Linked DNA regions of Homo sapiens: region 1 is linked to region 2. Evidence: read pairs that join two places in POLR2A ChIA-PET (ENCODE). Cell type or tissue: A673. All regions are shown on one strand.

Region 1 (8,000 bases), 290 kb after region 2:
TATCTCCTTTCTAATGTTGTTCAGCCCTAGTTGGTTCTTTTGCTTTCCCTGGACACGCCTGTCTGCTCAGAAAAACTGTTAATTGACACTCAGAAAGTGTACCACTAACGATGGGGTGGACCTGCTGCCTGGATGATCTGGAGAGTAAGATAAAGTTGCCAGCATGAAAAAGAGTCTTGGCTGAATATATTACAGTGGTGTTAACTTATGCTTGAAGATCTTTCCTGGGCAGAGCCAGAACATGTCCCTCATATCACACAGTCTGATGCTTTGTCCTTAGGCAGAACAGCTCCTAACAGCACCCCCACCAAAGTCTGAGCATCATTCTACAAATGCCTTGTCCAGCGGTGAACATTCTATTGCAGCCAAGCAAAGTAAGGGGCATCAGTTGCACATTTTGCCATCAAGCAAAGCAACAAAATGATGCCTTGCAGCTTTTATGGCCAAACAAACACAAATGATGTAATTGGGAAAAGCTGTCTCCGAATAGGAGGAAAAGAGTAAAGGGCAATCCTTTGAGCTGGAGAGATGACCACCATTCGAGGGTCTGGGATCAAAGCCCCAGCCAGACATCAAAGCCCATTTGAGTCTAATGCCAAAAAAGCCACAGTGAATTAAACTTCATATATAAACTAATTATAGCTTGACCCCACAATCAGGCTTCAGTGAGCACACAGGGGAAAGAAAGCAGACATTGAAACAAAAGATCAAGAAAAAAGAAGCGTGGTAGCAAAATGGGGCAACATCATGGCCCTGAAAATTTTAAACATCTTTTGAGGGCAGAAGGGAATAGGGGAATAGCAGAAGAAACAGCAAATGTTTGACAATGCTGGTCTTGTTTGAAAGGCTATGAAACAACTCCTTCCATCCTCTCTGGTGCACAACCAAACACTACCAAATAAACCATCCTACATGAAAAGGTTACCTTTTAGCTGTGTTTTAGTGCTGTTAAAGAGGTTTTTGTTGAAGAAGGCCAGGGTGATTCCATGAAGTTTGGTGGTAAGTTTTTCAAGAGGCTCCTGCTTCCTCCTGCAGAGCACTGTGGATTCCAAAGATTCTAGAATGTCTGGAAGTGAGTTGCATTCCCCACCGTCGTAATCACTGATTAAGGTGATTAAGTCTCCACCAGCCTCAGACTTTTGTCCCTTAGCTCTGCCATTTCTACCGGTCATCTTTACAGATGGAAGGTGCAGAGTTCCATGTGTGCAAATACCTAGAGCCACATACTGTGGTACTAATACAATGAAAGGATTTGATTTCAAAGCAAAATTTAAAAGTGTTTCAGAGACAAGTGGCTTTTTTTTTTTTTGAGACACGGTTTTACTCTATCACGCAGGCTGGAGTGCAGTGGCACGATCTCAGATCACTGCAGCCATGACTTCCTGGGTTCAAGTGATCCTCCTTCCTCAGCCTCTCAAGTTGCTAGGACTACAGGCTAATTTTTATATTTTTTGTAGAGATGGGTTTTGCCGTGTTGGCCAGGCTGGTCTTGAACTCCTGAGCTCAGGCAGTGCACCCGCCTTGGCTTCTCAAAATGCTAGGATTACACAAGTGGCTTCTTTAACCAATTGTATTAGGTGGATTTTGCTCTTACTCTGCTTTATTGGGACCATTTCTCCAATTATTTAAAAATTTTAATTTCAGGCCAGGCGTGGTGGCTCATGCCTGTAATCCCAGCACTTTGGGATGCTGAGATGGGCAGATCACTTGAGTCCGGAAGTTCGAGACCAGGCTGGCCAACATGGCAAAACCCCGTCTCTACTTAAAAATACAAAAATTTCCCGGGCGTGGTGGTACGCGCCTGTAATCCCAACTACTGAGGAGGCTGAGGCAGGAGAATCGCTTGAACCCGGGAGGTGGAGGTTGCAGTGAGCCGAGATCGCGCCATTGCACTCCAGCGGCGACAAAGTGAGACTGTCTCAAAAAAAAAAAAAAAAAGATTTAATTTCACAAACTGGCAAACAGTTGCATATATGATTTCATAATTCATAGAATCTTTTCAATCACATTTTTATATACAGACATTAGTACTTTCTTAAAACAACATCTAAATTTATAACCTGAATACTTAATAACTGAAATATTAATTTTTTTTAAAAAGGCATTTTCCTGGGATAAAAACAAATATGTACCATCATAATTACACTGCACCTCTTTGAATATTCACTCACAGATATTTATTGAGTACCTAATACCAGGCACTGGGAATACAGTGGGTAAACAAGTCAGATATAGTCCCTACGTTCACAGAGCTTATGGTCTAGAAGGTAAACTGGCACTAATTATATAACCACATACATAAGTGTGTATGTGTGCATTTACAAATTGTGAAACTATCACAATTTGCAAAATAATATTTTTAAACAGATATATTCTATGATTATATCCAAAAAGTCATACTCAAATCACAAAAATATATTACTGACCTTTATAATCCTTAAGTTTTTTCTGGGGAAGGAGATCTTATATTTTACTTTGTGTTATCTTTTTTTAAAAAATATTTATTCTCCTTAAAGCCACATTTGAAATTTCTTTAGGAAGATACTTGCTGTATAGCAAAACAGTTCAATATTTCATCTAAATATCTTCCACTGAAAGGGAGTAACTAGTACATGTAAATAAGTTTTAAGATAACTTAAGTACCGCACTGATCTAGTACTACCTTTTCCTCAGAATAATCCCAGAAAGGTGAAAGAGAAAGCATCACTCCAACCCATGGTACTATGAGCAATTTCCAGTATGGTTTTCTGATCGTTTCTACATAGCATACAGAAATGATCAATGAAGTGACATTTTGTGGGAGAGCCCTAGATTATTAACATGAAAGTGGAGGCTTTTGATTTAGGATATAGACATTTGGTCCAACTTTTCCATCTCCTTTGCTCCTGTGAACCCAGCCTCTCTGAGGCCAGGCAAGAACTCTAAACAAGTTCCCATACTGATTTCCTGGCCCGTGTTGGCCTCCAAGACCCGCACAGCCTCTTTAATTAAGACCCCTCAGGGGCTTAGGGATCCCTGTGGAAAAGCCCAGAATGCCATTATCACCCCGGGAGAGGCTGAAAATGCACACTGCTGGCCCGGCTCGGGTCGCCTTGCCCCACGGGGCGCCGCCTCCTCTAATCCCGTGGCACCTCCGCAGGGTGCAGTGTGAAGAGTAGCACATCCACTTCAAACAGAAGTCGGGCCCAGAGTGTATGTTTGGGCTAAGGGAAAGGATGGGGGTCGTGAAGAGCCTCAGATTCAAAGAGAAGTCGGCTGGGATGACAGTCAGTGGCTGCGTGCGGCTCAGAGACCTGAAGGGACCGATAGGAAGCCTAGGGGCTCTACTTCCATCTCCCTCTGGCCGCCCCCGCCCAGGGACTTCTCCCTCCTGAGCCGAGATGCTTTGAAGTCCGGGAGGGTGGTTTTGACAACAGATGGGACAATTCGCTTCTGTTCAGTTTGGTCCTATAGAGGAATTTGGTTTACCCACTCTTGGCTTTAATAGAAGCTGTTTTCTTAGAAGAAAGAATCCGATTCTAATGTGGCACTTACTGAGGTGGTGGAAAGACAGAGATTTCGGAATCCCGCCAGTTTGGATTAACTCCTGATGCACCACATTCTGCCACTCCATTATGTTCACCATACACTGGTTTTGCCAACTTTGACCTCTCTGAGCCTTGTTTTTCTCATCAGTAAAATAATGCCTAAATCACCACCAACCTAAGAGGGAGGTGGACCCCAAAGTTCCAAATGTTATACACACATGTGCACAAACACACTCACACATAGAATATACAATCAAGGACAAGGACATTCTTATGAGATAAAAATTATCATTAGCCACCATAATTGCCTTGACAGTTTTCATAAGGCATATACATTACATTAAAAAAAAAAAAAAAACCTTTATTTTGAGCTATAAGTAGATCCACCCACTCAAGGACAGAAATCTGGGTACTGCAGTGCTGCCAAGATAAAACACAGAGGTCTGTTCTTTGAAACCATATGGCCCAGTAGAACAGGAGCAGGGTATATGGGGAAGAATATAAATTTTGGCCAGGGTTCAACTCTTTCAACAAGTAATTTAACCTGAACCTCAGCTGCCTTATTTGTAAAATGGGCTTGCTCTTAATTCACAGACAGCTATTGTGAAGGGTTTCGTACACAGTACATCCTGGAATATGGTTTATGAAGCTTAGCCTCTTCCTTTTTTGCCTAGCCTCTTATTAGGGAAAATTTCAAAGCACCAAAGTAGGGAAAATGGTATAATTAATCACCATGAACCCATCACCCAAATTAACAATTGCAGATTATAAACAGGCCCCATTTAGAAATGAATATTTTGACAATTTTGGGACTACCAGATATAAGATAGTTACAGATTAGAGATGTATTTTCATCATTAGTTTAGTGCCAGACATATAATAAGCACTCAATGAATGCTAGATGGCATTATTATCATCATTATCAATTTTTTTCTATAATTTATCCAAAACCTTTTTATGGACCTAATATAACACACCTTTCATCCAAAGAGCACAAGAAGATTTCCCAAAATCTTTGCAATATATCATGGTGTGGGAAGACAAAGATACTCTAAATATCAGGCAGTGAAGTGATTCTGTCAGCCACTCAGGACAAGACTCCAGTTACTGCCCCCTCTGCTTTTCATTGTTCTGTAGACAGTGAGCTCCTCTTGAGAGCTGGATCCACTGCTAATGCAGCTTTACTCTCCAAGGTGAGTGGCAGGACTGGGTGAATGCTTTATGTCTAAAGTCATAGAGTCTGGGCCGGGCGCGGTGACTCACGCCTGTAATCCCAGCACTTTGGGAGGCCGAGGTGGGCAGATTGCTTGAGGCCGGGAGTTCGAGACCAGCCTGGCGAACATGGTGAAACCTCATCTCTACTAAAAATACAAAAATTAGCTGTGTGTGATGGCCCACGCCTGTAATCCCAGCTACTTGAGAGGCTGAGGCAGAAGAATCACTTGAACCCGGGAGGTGGATGTTTTAGTGAGCCACTGAGATTGCACCACTGCACTCCAGCCTAGGCGACAGGGGGAAACTCTGTCTCAAAAAAAAAAAAAAAAAAAAGTGTGAAACAAAGTACTAGGCAAAGAACTCATTAAGCCAAATTAGCTAGCTTGCCAATTAGTTAAAGCATCCCTAATGTCTAGATTCGGTTTCCTTTATTTGGGTGTGTCAGAGCCATTTTTCATGAACAACTAAATTTACTATTGTTAAAAGAAAAACTTTGGACAAATTAAATTTAACAGAGTTTTTTGGGGGGGAACGGGGGTGGAGTCTTGCTCAGCCTCTGGATAGCTGGGACTACAAGCATGCGCCACCACGCCCGGCTAGTTTTTGTATTTTTAGTGGAGACTGGGTTTCACCATGTTGGCCAGGCTGGTCTCAAACTCCTGACCTCAGGTGATCCACCCACTTGGGCCTCCCACAGTGCTAGGATTACAGGCATGAGCGACTGAGCCCAGTCTAACAGAGTTTTATTGAGCAAAGAACAATCTTGAATCAGGCAGCACCCCTCCCCACTTGATCAACACTGCCCTAACAAGAATAGGTTTAGAGGAACTCCTGGGGCTACCACATGGTCAGATAACATTTATGGGCAGAAAAAGGAAAGTGCCATACAGAAAAGAGAAGTGAGGTACAGAAACAGGGGGATTGGTTACAGCTTTGCTTTTGCCTTTTTGAACAGGATTTAAACAGTTGGCTGCCTGTGATTGACTAAAACTGATCTGCTGTGGTTTACAAGTCTGCTTGGACATCCAGTTAGGTTAAGATTCACTATATATGGAGAAACTTTTAGGCTGAACTTAAAATATGTAAGGAGGTTAAAACTCTGGTGCTGTTCAGAAGCGAGATTGTGCCTGTGAGTAGCCACTGCACTGCAGCCTAGGCAACATAGTGAGACCCCATTTCTATTTATTTAAAAATGCAAGGAGGCGGCTTTAGGCTAAAGTTAATTTAACACTATGTTACATAAATTAAAATTACGGCCATTATGCATAGAAACACTGAAGCCAAGAATGTGACTTTGAAAACTCAGAAGTGAATTCTTAGCTTAATTAATGTGGCCTCTCTTGTTCAATTAAACTCCTCAAGGGCAGGGATAAATTCTGTATCATCTCTAACTCTCTCAGAATGAAGCCCAATACAAAGCAGATACTCAACAAAAGCTTATTTAATGTAATCACCTTCAAAGTAGATTGAGATCGAATCCCCTGTCTGTGACACACCAGAAGGACTGACCTTGGAAAATTCTAGAAATAGACGTTTAGAAACAAACCAAAATGGGTGCTTTTCCTGTCTGCTCCACTTTCAGACATGTCTCTTGTGAGTTTGTGCCTCATAGGAAAATGTGAGGAAGCAGGAAAAAGAGAAACAGTTCCATTTCTGAAAAGATAAGAATAAAGTCTGATAAAGACAAAAGGCATTTGGGCTCAGTGGAGTTAAAACAAACTCAGACCGCTCAGCCTGTTTGAAGTTGAGGAGAAACAGAGAACGACCCATCAGTCCATTGTGGAGCACAAAGCAGCTTAATCAGCATTTCATCATGGGTCGCCCAGGCAAGGCCTGCGGGCACTGTGCAAAAAGCCCTGCCTATTTTTACCTAGAGGGCTTTTCTACCTGAACACGTGTGTGTGTTGCGTGTGTGTGAGGATGGGAAGTGACTTTCTTATTGCTCCCAGTAATGGAATTAATTCCTAAGAAGATTCTTGAACAATTGGTTCACTTTGGTTTGTCGTTAATTCAAGTTTACCTCTTTGTTATGATTCCAAGCACCTCACAGAGTCCTAAGCACCTCCAAGAGGTTTAATAAATGTTTGTTGAATTGGAGGAAGGGGTAGAAATCACTAGCATTAAAATATGAAACAAATACCATGTCCACTAGGGTGAGGGCTTTTCTAACTGTGCAAGCCCACCTGCCTGAGCACAGAAATATTTACGTTAAAAAGTGTTCAAACTCCAAGCCCTTCTGTCCTGCTGAACATGTACCCAGCAGACCCAAATATATTCTGAATGATACTGGGCTCTTCCCAGGAAGGCTGGATCATACCTTGCCAACTGCCAGCAGCTGCTTCGGTCAGAACAGAGGGAGGAAAACTTGGTTCTGCTGCACCACGGGGGGGTGTCCCTGTATGCATCACGCTGCACCGTGCACCTGGGGGATTTCACTGGCTTAGAAAAACCAACACAGAAAAAGAGCCCCGAGCTTCCATGCACACCTTTTCCTTTCCTTTTTAGCTCATTTCTACATGAAGGAATTCAGTGTCTGTTTTTGGAATTTTTTTTTTTTTTTTTTTTGAGAAGTAGTCTCACTCTGTCACCCAGGCTGGAGTGCAGTGGCTCAACCTCGGCTCACTGCAACCTCCACCTCCTGGGTTCAAGCGATTCTCCTGCCTTGGGCTCCCCAGTAGCTGGGATTACGGGCACATGCCACCATGCCTGGCTAATTTTTTGTATTTTAGTAGAGATGGGGTTTCACCATGTTGGCTGGAATGGTCTCGATCTCCTGACCTCGTGATCTGCCCGCCTCAGCCTCCCAAAGTGCTCAGATTACAGGCGTGAGCCACTGCACCCAGCCTCAGTTTCTGTTTTTAATAGAGCTGAGCCCAATTTAGAATTACAGCACATACTACTCTTGTATCTATACCAGTTGTGTCTTCTGACATCCAAACGACGTCACCCAACCCGTTCCACCCTCCTTCCCTTTGGAATATCCCCACTCCTTTGAAGACCCCCAATAAGCATCTTGGCTATGGAAGGCAATAGAAATGAAAGAGGATCCTTGGCACACCAGCTCCTGTTGAAGAAACACAGAAAACTGAGAGCAGTTTAGCATGTGACCCACGCAAGGACTTTATTTGTTAATAACTCAAGCAGGGAAGAATACAGATACATACAGTCTTTGTTCCTGTATATCACCAGGTAATTGCCCAAGGTTTTGGTCTTTACCAAAAGTCGTCATCCTGTCCAATTTATCTTCCAAAAGAACAT
Region 2 (8,000 bases):
ACCCAGTAATGGGATTACCAGGTTGAATGGTAGTTCTGTTTTAAGTTCGTTGAGAAATCTCCAAACTGCTTTCTACAGTGGCTGAACTACTTTACATTCCCATCAACAGCAATAAGCATTCCTTTTTCTCTGTAGCCTTGCCAGCATCTGTTGTTTTTTGACTTTTTAATAATAGCCATTCTGAGTGGTGTGAGATGGTATCTCATTGTGGTTTTGATTTGCATGTCTCTGATGATTCGTGATGAGGAAAATTTTTTCACATGTTTATTGGCTGCTTGTATGTCTTCTTTTGAGAAGTCTCTGTTCATGTTTTTTTCCCCACTTTTTAATGGGATTATTTGTTTTTTGCTTGTTCAATTATTTAAGCTTCTTATAGTTTTTGGATACTAGACCTTTGTTGAATCCATAGTTTGCAAATATTTTCTCCTATTCTGTAGGTTGTCTGTTTACTCTGTTGATAGTTTCTTTTGCTTTTGTTTTTGTTGCAATTGCTTTTGAGAACTTAGTCATAAATTCTTTCCCAAGACTAATGTCCAGAATGGTGTTTCCTAAGTTTCCTTCTAGAATTCCTATGGTTTGAGGTCTTACATTTAAGTCTTTAATTCATCTTGAGTTTTAATGTTTGTATATGGTGAGAGATAGAGATTCAGTTTCATTCTTCTGCATACGGATAGACAGCTACCCCAGCACCATTTATTGATGGTCCTTTCCCCATTGCTTATTTTTGTTGACTTTGTTGAAGATCATATGGCTGTAGGTGTGTGGCTTTATTTTCTGGGTCTCTGTTCTGTTCCATTCGTCTGTGTTCGTGCCAGTACCATGCTATTTTAGTAGGCTTATAGAATATCTTGAAGTCAGGTAATGTGATGCCTCTGGCTTTGTTATGTTTTTTTGGCTTAGGATTGCTTTGGCCATTCAGGTTCTTTTTTGGTTCCATATTCATTTTAGAATGGTGTTTTCTAATTCTGTGAAAAATGATGTTGGTAGTTTGATAGGAATAGTGTTGAATCTGTAGATTGCTTTTGGGCATTTTAATGATATTGATTCTTCCAATCCATAAGCATGGGATGTTTTTCCATTTGTTTGTATCGTCTGTGATTTCTTTCAACAGTGTTTTGTAGTTCTCCGTGTAGAGATATTTTCACCCCCTTGGTTAGATGTATTCCTAGGAGGTGTGTGTGTGTGTGTGTGTGTGTGTGTGTGTGTGTGTGTGTGGCAGGGGAGGGCGGCAGGGAGGCTATTGTAAATGGTTTTGCATTCTTGATTTTGCTCTCAGCTTAAATGCTATTGGAGTTTGTTTGCTATTGATTTCTGTATATTGAATTTTGTATCCTGAAACTTTACTGAAGTTCTTTATCAGTTCCAGGAGCCTTTTGGTGGAGTCGTTAGGGTTTTCTAGGTGTAGAATCATGTTGTCAGTGAAGAGAGGTAGCTTGACTTCTTTGTTTCCTATTTGGATGCCTTTTATTTCTTTCTCTTGCCTGATTGCTCTGTCTAGGACTTCCAGAATTGTATAGTCTAATATATTTTTAAAAGTGTATAAGTAGCACCTCTGTAATCACCACAATATTCAAGATATAGATCATTTCCATAACCCCAGAAAATTTCTTCTTGCTCCCTTGAAGCCAGTCCTCACCCACTCCACACAGCCACGGATTGGATTTCTACCAACAGAATCAACATAACGTTTTGAAAGATTTATTAATGTCCTTCCACGTAGTAATAGCTGATTCCTTTTTATTGATGTACAGTTTTCTAAAGTATTCAATGGTATGCCTATACCACAGTTTGTTTATCCATTCTGAGTTAATGGGTTGTTTCTGGTTTGAATTATGAATAAAGCTGCTACAAACATTCTTGCACAAGCATTTTTTGGACATATGTAATTTTCCTTGGATAAAAAAACTAGGAGTGAAACTGATATGTCATAAAGTAGGTGTAAATTTAACTTTGTAAGGAAAGACCAGTTTTACAAAATGGTTTATCAGTTTACATTTCTGCCAGCAATGTATGACAGTGCCAGTTCCTTTGCACTCTTGAATATATGGTATTTCAGTCTTTTTCATTTTACCCATTAGAGTAGGTAAAATGGTATCTTATTGTGGTTTTAATTTTTTCATATCTTTATATACACTAACAGTGATGCTAAGCACCTTTTTCTGTGCTTATTGTCTAACATATATCTTCTTTTGTTAAGTGTCTAAGTCTTTTGACATTGGGCTGGGGTTGTTTGTCTTTTTATTATTGAGCTGTAGGAGTTTCCTACATATCCTAGATAGAAGTCCTTTGTCAAATACATATATTATGAACATTTTCTCCCAATCTGTGGCTTATCTTTTCATTTTATTAATGATTTCTTTTGAAATTCAGAACCTTTACTTTTTGATTAAGTTGTTTTATCATTTTTTTTTCTTTTATGGTTGGTGCTTTTTGTCCTGTCAAAATCTTTGCCTTTGAAGGGCCATAAAAATATTGTCCTATGTTTCATGTAGAAGGTTTATGGTTCTAGAAAGTGGTTTGTTTGTTTGTTTTTCCAGTGATTTCTTCTTATCTCGGTGGCAGTAGAGTCTTTCACGTTCTTCTACATCCTATCCAGCAGCGGGATGATATATCCAAGAAAATCTGTTTAAAGTACAACCTTCCAAAATAACTGTCTGACTTAAAATTTTTTTTTAATTTAAATCAACTTTTGATCCTTTGTTTATAGTCTCACCGGCCATAAGATAGTGGATCTGTCATGCTGAATCATGAGAATTTTTTGTACATTTAATTGGATTTCCAACAGGAAATTGTAACTTTATTTTAATAGTGAAAGCCATTTGAAAAACTAGAAAAGCAATGAAATAAAGCAGTTAAGACTCAGGTGCTGAAGTTGTGTTGTCTTCTGTGCAAATCCTAGTTCTGCTCCTCACTAGCTATTTAAACAAACTGAGCTTTACCACATCACTTTCCTCATCTCTAAAATAGTACATAAATGATAGCAACTTCTGAGCTTTGTTGAATGAGAATCAGGAAAGTGCTTAGCAAAGTTTGATTACCATCAATAATAAAGCTTTTCTGTTTCTGCGTCATACCCACAGGGGGAAAAAGATCTTGAGGAAGTTATTTACCAATTCTATTCATACTTTCCCTTCTTTTTGTTTAAAGAAGTCCTTTTTGATTTTTATAGAAGGCAGATGTTTCTTAAGAGATGCTTTATTTTTTTTTTTAATTTTTAAAGGTTGTAAACAGCAAGGGAAAGTAGTGAATAGATGTTTTACTTAACTTTTCAAATTAACTTCAAGAATCTGTCTGTAAACATGGTAAGACATTTTAAGGCTTGACTGTTGTGGAATTTAAAGGTTGTTCCCCCACCTTTCCCCTAGTCTGTGACCCACCCCCAGCAGTGAGCAAATACGTGACCTGAACTGAGGTAGTAGTTTTCATGTGTACAGCTAATGTCAAGGTCCCAGGAGAGGTTAGGTGGCTGGAGTGTAATCAGAGACATCTGTTTGTTGCTAACTGCAATGACTCTCTGCTTAAGTCTTGAGCAAGGTCATTATTCTCAGTCTGTGATGCGCGAGTGCACAGCAGGCCCAGCAGACTGCTCATTAGTATTCTGCACGTTCTATCAGCTAAATTTGCCATTACATTTAGAATGCTTCCGATTGCATATTTTTTTATATTCCTGGCCTCCACAGAGAAATGGATGCCACTGTTGGTGCTCTGACAAGCAGCCGAGCACACAATGATGTATTTGCCATCAAACTAAGGGGGAAAGTTATCAAAACACTTGGCTGTCAACCGTGAATTCAGTTCAAATCATTTAAGTTATGAAAGTAGTTTTAAATGAAAGAAGCAAAAATAATACATAAATCAAGGAAGATTTATGTAGAGAAAAAATCATTTTAATAAGTAAGAATTTACTAAAAAGACTTTGTCCTTCCTCTATAATTTTAAAAGTAAATGAATGCAGATATTTTAAAGCTATAAAATCCTTCATTTGGCCATTGAAATTGATTCCTACTTCAGGCACATTCAACATCACATACTTTGCAAACTTAAGAAATTACATGTTTTAAAGTATATGGCTTTAAAAAGGTAATTAATATTTATATTTAATTATGCTTTTCTCAATATTTCTTAGATGGACCAGATGACATCTGCATTGCTACCTCACAAGAGAAAAAAATGAGAAACATTGTTTCATGGGCCATGAAAGGGATGTATGATTTGTACTCCTACCAGCAGAGCTACTAAAAAATGGAAATTTATGATTTTTGCCCCCCAGAAAAAACCTCATTAAGCTCCTTGAAGAAATAGAAATCTCATGAGCAGTAATCAAAGCATATGAAGCCTCCTGAGTAGTTAACAGAGCCCACTTCATCAGACAATTCCATTGAGAATAGAGTTGCCCAAGGACATGTTTCTTACTGAATGTATTACCGACTGAAATTCAGCTGCAGAAAGCGACTGAGCTAGAAAGCCTCAACAGTAGAATATAGCAGTGAGAATCTTTCCTGAGACTATATTGGCCTTTTGTCATTGTCAAATCCCCAGATACCATAAGCAAACAAGAGGCAGACTGATGTGTGCCATTCGGGGCAAATCCATGAATAGAACAGTCCCGACAGATAGGTAGTGTAAACCCCCACTACCACAGGCCTGAATGGCTGCACTTCCAAGTTTGACATGAGTCAGTCATAGTCTGTGCATGTGTCAGCTCATCATAAGCATACCTTTCCTGTTTCCACTACAAGAAACGCTCACACATGAGTCTAGATGTTATTAGCTGGAGGAAGCAACTTCCAATAGAGAACATACTAAAAGCACTTTGATTTTCAGGCCGTCCTGTGGGACCTGTTCTTAATTTCCTAGGGCTGCTGTGACAAAGTACCACAAACTAGGTGGCTTAATAAAACAAAAATTTATTATCTCGTAGTTCTGGAGGCTAGAAGTCTGAAATCGAGCAGTTGTCAGGGCCATGTTCTCTCTAAAATCTGTAGAGGAGAATCCTTCCTTGCCTCTTCCTCTTCTAGCTTCTGGTATTTGCCATCAATCCTTAGCGTTCCTGGATTTGAAGATGCATCACTCCAACTTCTCTCTCCGTTGTCACATGGCTATCTTGTCTCTGTGTGAATCTTTACATGGTGCTTTCCTTTTCTTGTAAGACCACCGGTCAGATTAGGATCCACCCTAATAACCTCATCTTAATTCGATTACATCTACTAAGACCCAATTCCCATGTGAGATCACATCACAGCTACCAGGGCTGAGGACTTCAACATTCCTCTTGGAGGACACTGTTCAATACAGGACAGACTATGTCGGCGTAAGGAGCCTGAAGGAATGCCAGCAGATGAACAGGATGCAAACAGAGAGAACTGGTTGCAGAAGACAAAGGAAGAGATTTGTAGCATAAGCGTGGGGCCAATATTTGTGAATTGATCAAACTACTACATTAAGTAAAAGAAAGACTAAGTACACTTCAGATTTAACAACAGGAAGGTTATTGGTTAGGTTAACAAAAACAGTGTCTGTAGGACTAAGACCATATCGCACTGGGTAACAAAGTGGGCAGCAACCATGGAAATGAAGGCCATGAGTTGTAGGCAAGTTTCTCAAGACATTCAGCTGTGCAGAGATAAGAGATAAAAAAGTTAGCTATTGAAGAGAACACTGTGATTTTAAGAAGCACCTCTGATGTCAAGAATTTGGAAGCACTTAACATTTAATGATCTTTTTCCATATTGTATGGCCACTGGTTCATGTCTGTCATGGATTAGAACACTAGACACTAGCATCTTCAAACTGATAACAAAGATTGTATTTGAGAGCATGTTGCTTCCATTTTTAACATATTGCTCGCTGTTTATAATGGGATGGACAAAATGTGCAAAGAGATGGTTTGAATTGGAAGGGGCTTGTTAAACATGCTGCAGTGAGGAGGGTACTTTCCTGTAAAAATTCTCATCAAAATTTACTCCTGGCTGCTGGGTTTAGCTAAGTCCATGTCCATGGTAGCTGCTTGCATCAAGGGCCCAATAAGCTCTTCTGGGATTTGCAAGTCACCTGCCTTTATCTTTCTTTTACCATATGTATCAGTCAGGGTTCTCCAGAGAAATACAACCAATAGGACACACACACAGACACACACACACACACACACACAGATATACTTAAAACGTGTGTGTTTTATTTTAAATATATAGATATATAAATGTTTTATTTTAAATATATATGTGTGTATATATACACACACACACACACACACACACATTTTTTTTTTTAAAGAATTGGCTCACATGATTGTGGGAGCTGACAAGTCCAAATTTGTAGGGCAGGCCGAAAACTCAGGCAGGACTTGAAGTTACAGTCTTGAGGCAGAATTTCTTCTCTGGGAAACCAGTTTTTGCTCTTAAAGCTTTCAACTGACTGGATGCGGCCCCACCGCTATTATTGAGGGTAATCTTCTTTACTTAAAGTCAACTGAGTTTAGATGTTAACCACATTTACAAATTCACAGCAGCACCTAGATTAGTGTTTGACTAAATAACTGGAGACTACAACCTGCCAAGTTTATACATGAAACTGACCATCACACTGTCCTCCTCCCAAGGACCTCTAAGAGGCTGCAGCTTTTGAGAAGGTGTGCCAGTTCTGGTCCCAGCAATCAGGTAGATGTCTATAGGCTTGAATTTAGGCTTTCATAGAATACTATTTTTACAGTGAAATCTATATGGCAAATGGAGCTAATAGCTACAAATTAACCACTTAATACAGTTGGCTCACAGAATTACAGATGCCTGCATTCCTTCTGAAAGCAAAATTTGAACCATGATGTGCTTTACTCATTCATGGTAAAAAGATAAAATGCTATTTTATATTCATGGTATAAAGATACCAGGCCCAGCCTGTGGCAATTTGCTCATTATCTTATAGTAATACTACCTATTACTATCTGGAGGTGTCATTAACCTCCTTTCTCCTTAGAGGAGAATTTAATACAAGGCAGATCCGTCTCTCTCACCATTCAGTAGAGCATTTAATTATCAAAGGATCAAAAGCATCTTGTTATAATGTGGTCAAGCAGCACAGACTCCAAGGGAATTATGAAAGATGGCTTAAGTGTAATTTCCTGAAAGAAAATGCAGTCAACAAAAACTTAGACCACAAAAGATGACAGCTTTTGAATCATAACATGTCTATTTCCATATTCCTATCACAGAAAACTCTATTAAGACAACTTACAACGGAAAAAATCATGCAAATAAAGCAAGAGTGTTTTTCATACAGATATACTGAGCATTTGAAGGTGTCACCAAAGGTGCTCACTCGGGAATGCCAAATACTGTTAGCAGCCCCCTTTAGTCCAGGTCATGATGGGAGACTGCAAAACACACACACACGAAGTGAGGGTCTCCAAACTCTCGAAATTAAATGGTTTAAAACCCTGCATTCTCTAATCACATTCCTTTTATTCAGTGTTGATTTTATTACAGCTTCTCTAGAGGAGATTTTTTTTAATTGAAATGAAATAATATGCCAGCAGAAAGATAGGAAACTCACAATTGCATATACAATACTATCATTTATAACTCATCCTTCCAAGATAAAACCAGCTTACCTTCATAGAAAACCTTGATGGCTTTGTTTGGTGGCTAAAACAATACAGAGAGCCATTTAACATGAGTGATAAAAAAGAAATCATGGAGCTGACTTTCCTGTTTATATTTCCCATTTATATTTCCCATTTCCACCCTGCATATATGATTAGAAGATGTCACTCAATTACATTTCAATTTTCTGCCCACTGCATTCATTTAAAAATTTCAGAAATGTTCTGGAAAAGACAATTTATTGAATATATGCTGAATTTGTCATTAGAAATTGAGAAGTATCCAGCTGCACATTTTGCCCTCTCTATCATTTACTTCAGGATATTGTGCTTTTGATAAGTGGACTATGTTTGGATCTTTACATGTATCATATAGAGTATAGTAATCCCTTACAGGGATTTA

The links. Peaks named below come from ENCODE experiments on the same cell type or tissue, not always from the same donor. Only the 100,000 strongest peaks of a DNase experiment are listed, where the experiment ranks them.
Region 1: POLR2A ChIA-PET joins it to region 2 with 6 read pairs; 2 of 35 experiments call an interaction of 5 or more read pairs at or near these places.

What each region holds. Positions count from the first base shown.
Region 1 is chr14:58,627,111-58,635,110 of GRCh38, reverse strand. It overlaps a transcript of DACT1 not described here. Among named protein-coding and RNA genes, the nearest start is that of DACT1, 6.9 kb to the left of the region's middle. RefSeq lists an enhancer at 6,055-6,941. In A673, no CTCF peak of the experiment used is centred here; no DNase peak of the experiment used is centred here; H3K27me3 peaks cover 2,570 bases.
Region 2 is chr14:58,914,944-58,922,943 of GRCh38, reverse strand. All of the region lies in intron 3 of LINC01500 (long intergenic non-protein coding RNA 1500), which reads right to left. LOC124903325 (a long non-coding RNA gene) reads right to left here. Exons shown (of 2, transcript XR_007064195.1): 1 at 6,285-8,000; 2 at 4,888-5,613. Among named protein-coding and RNA genes, the nearest start is that of LINC01500, 91 kb to the right of the region's middle. In A673, no CTCF peak of the experiment used is centred here; a DNase peak (open chromatin) is centred at 3,573.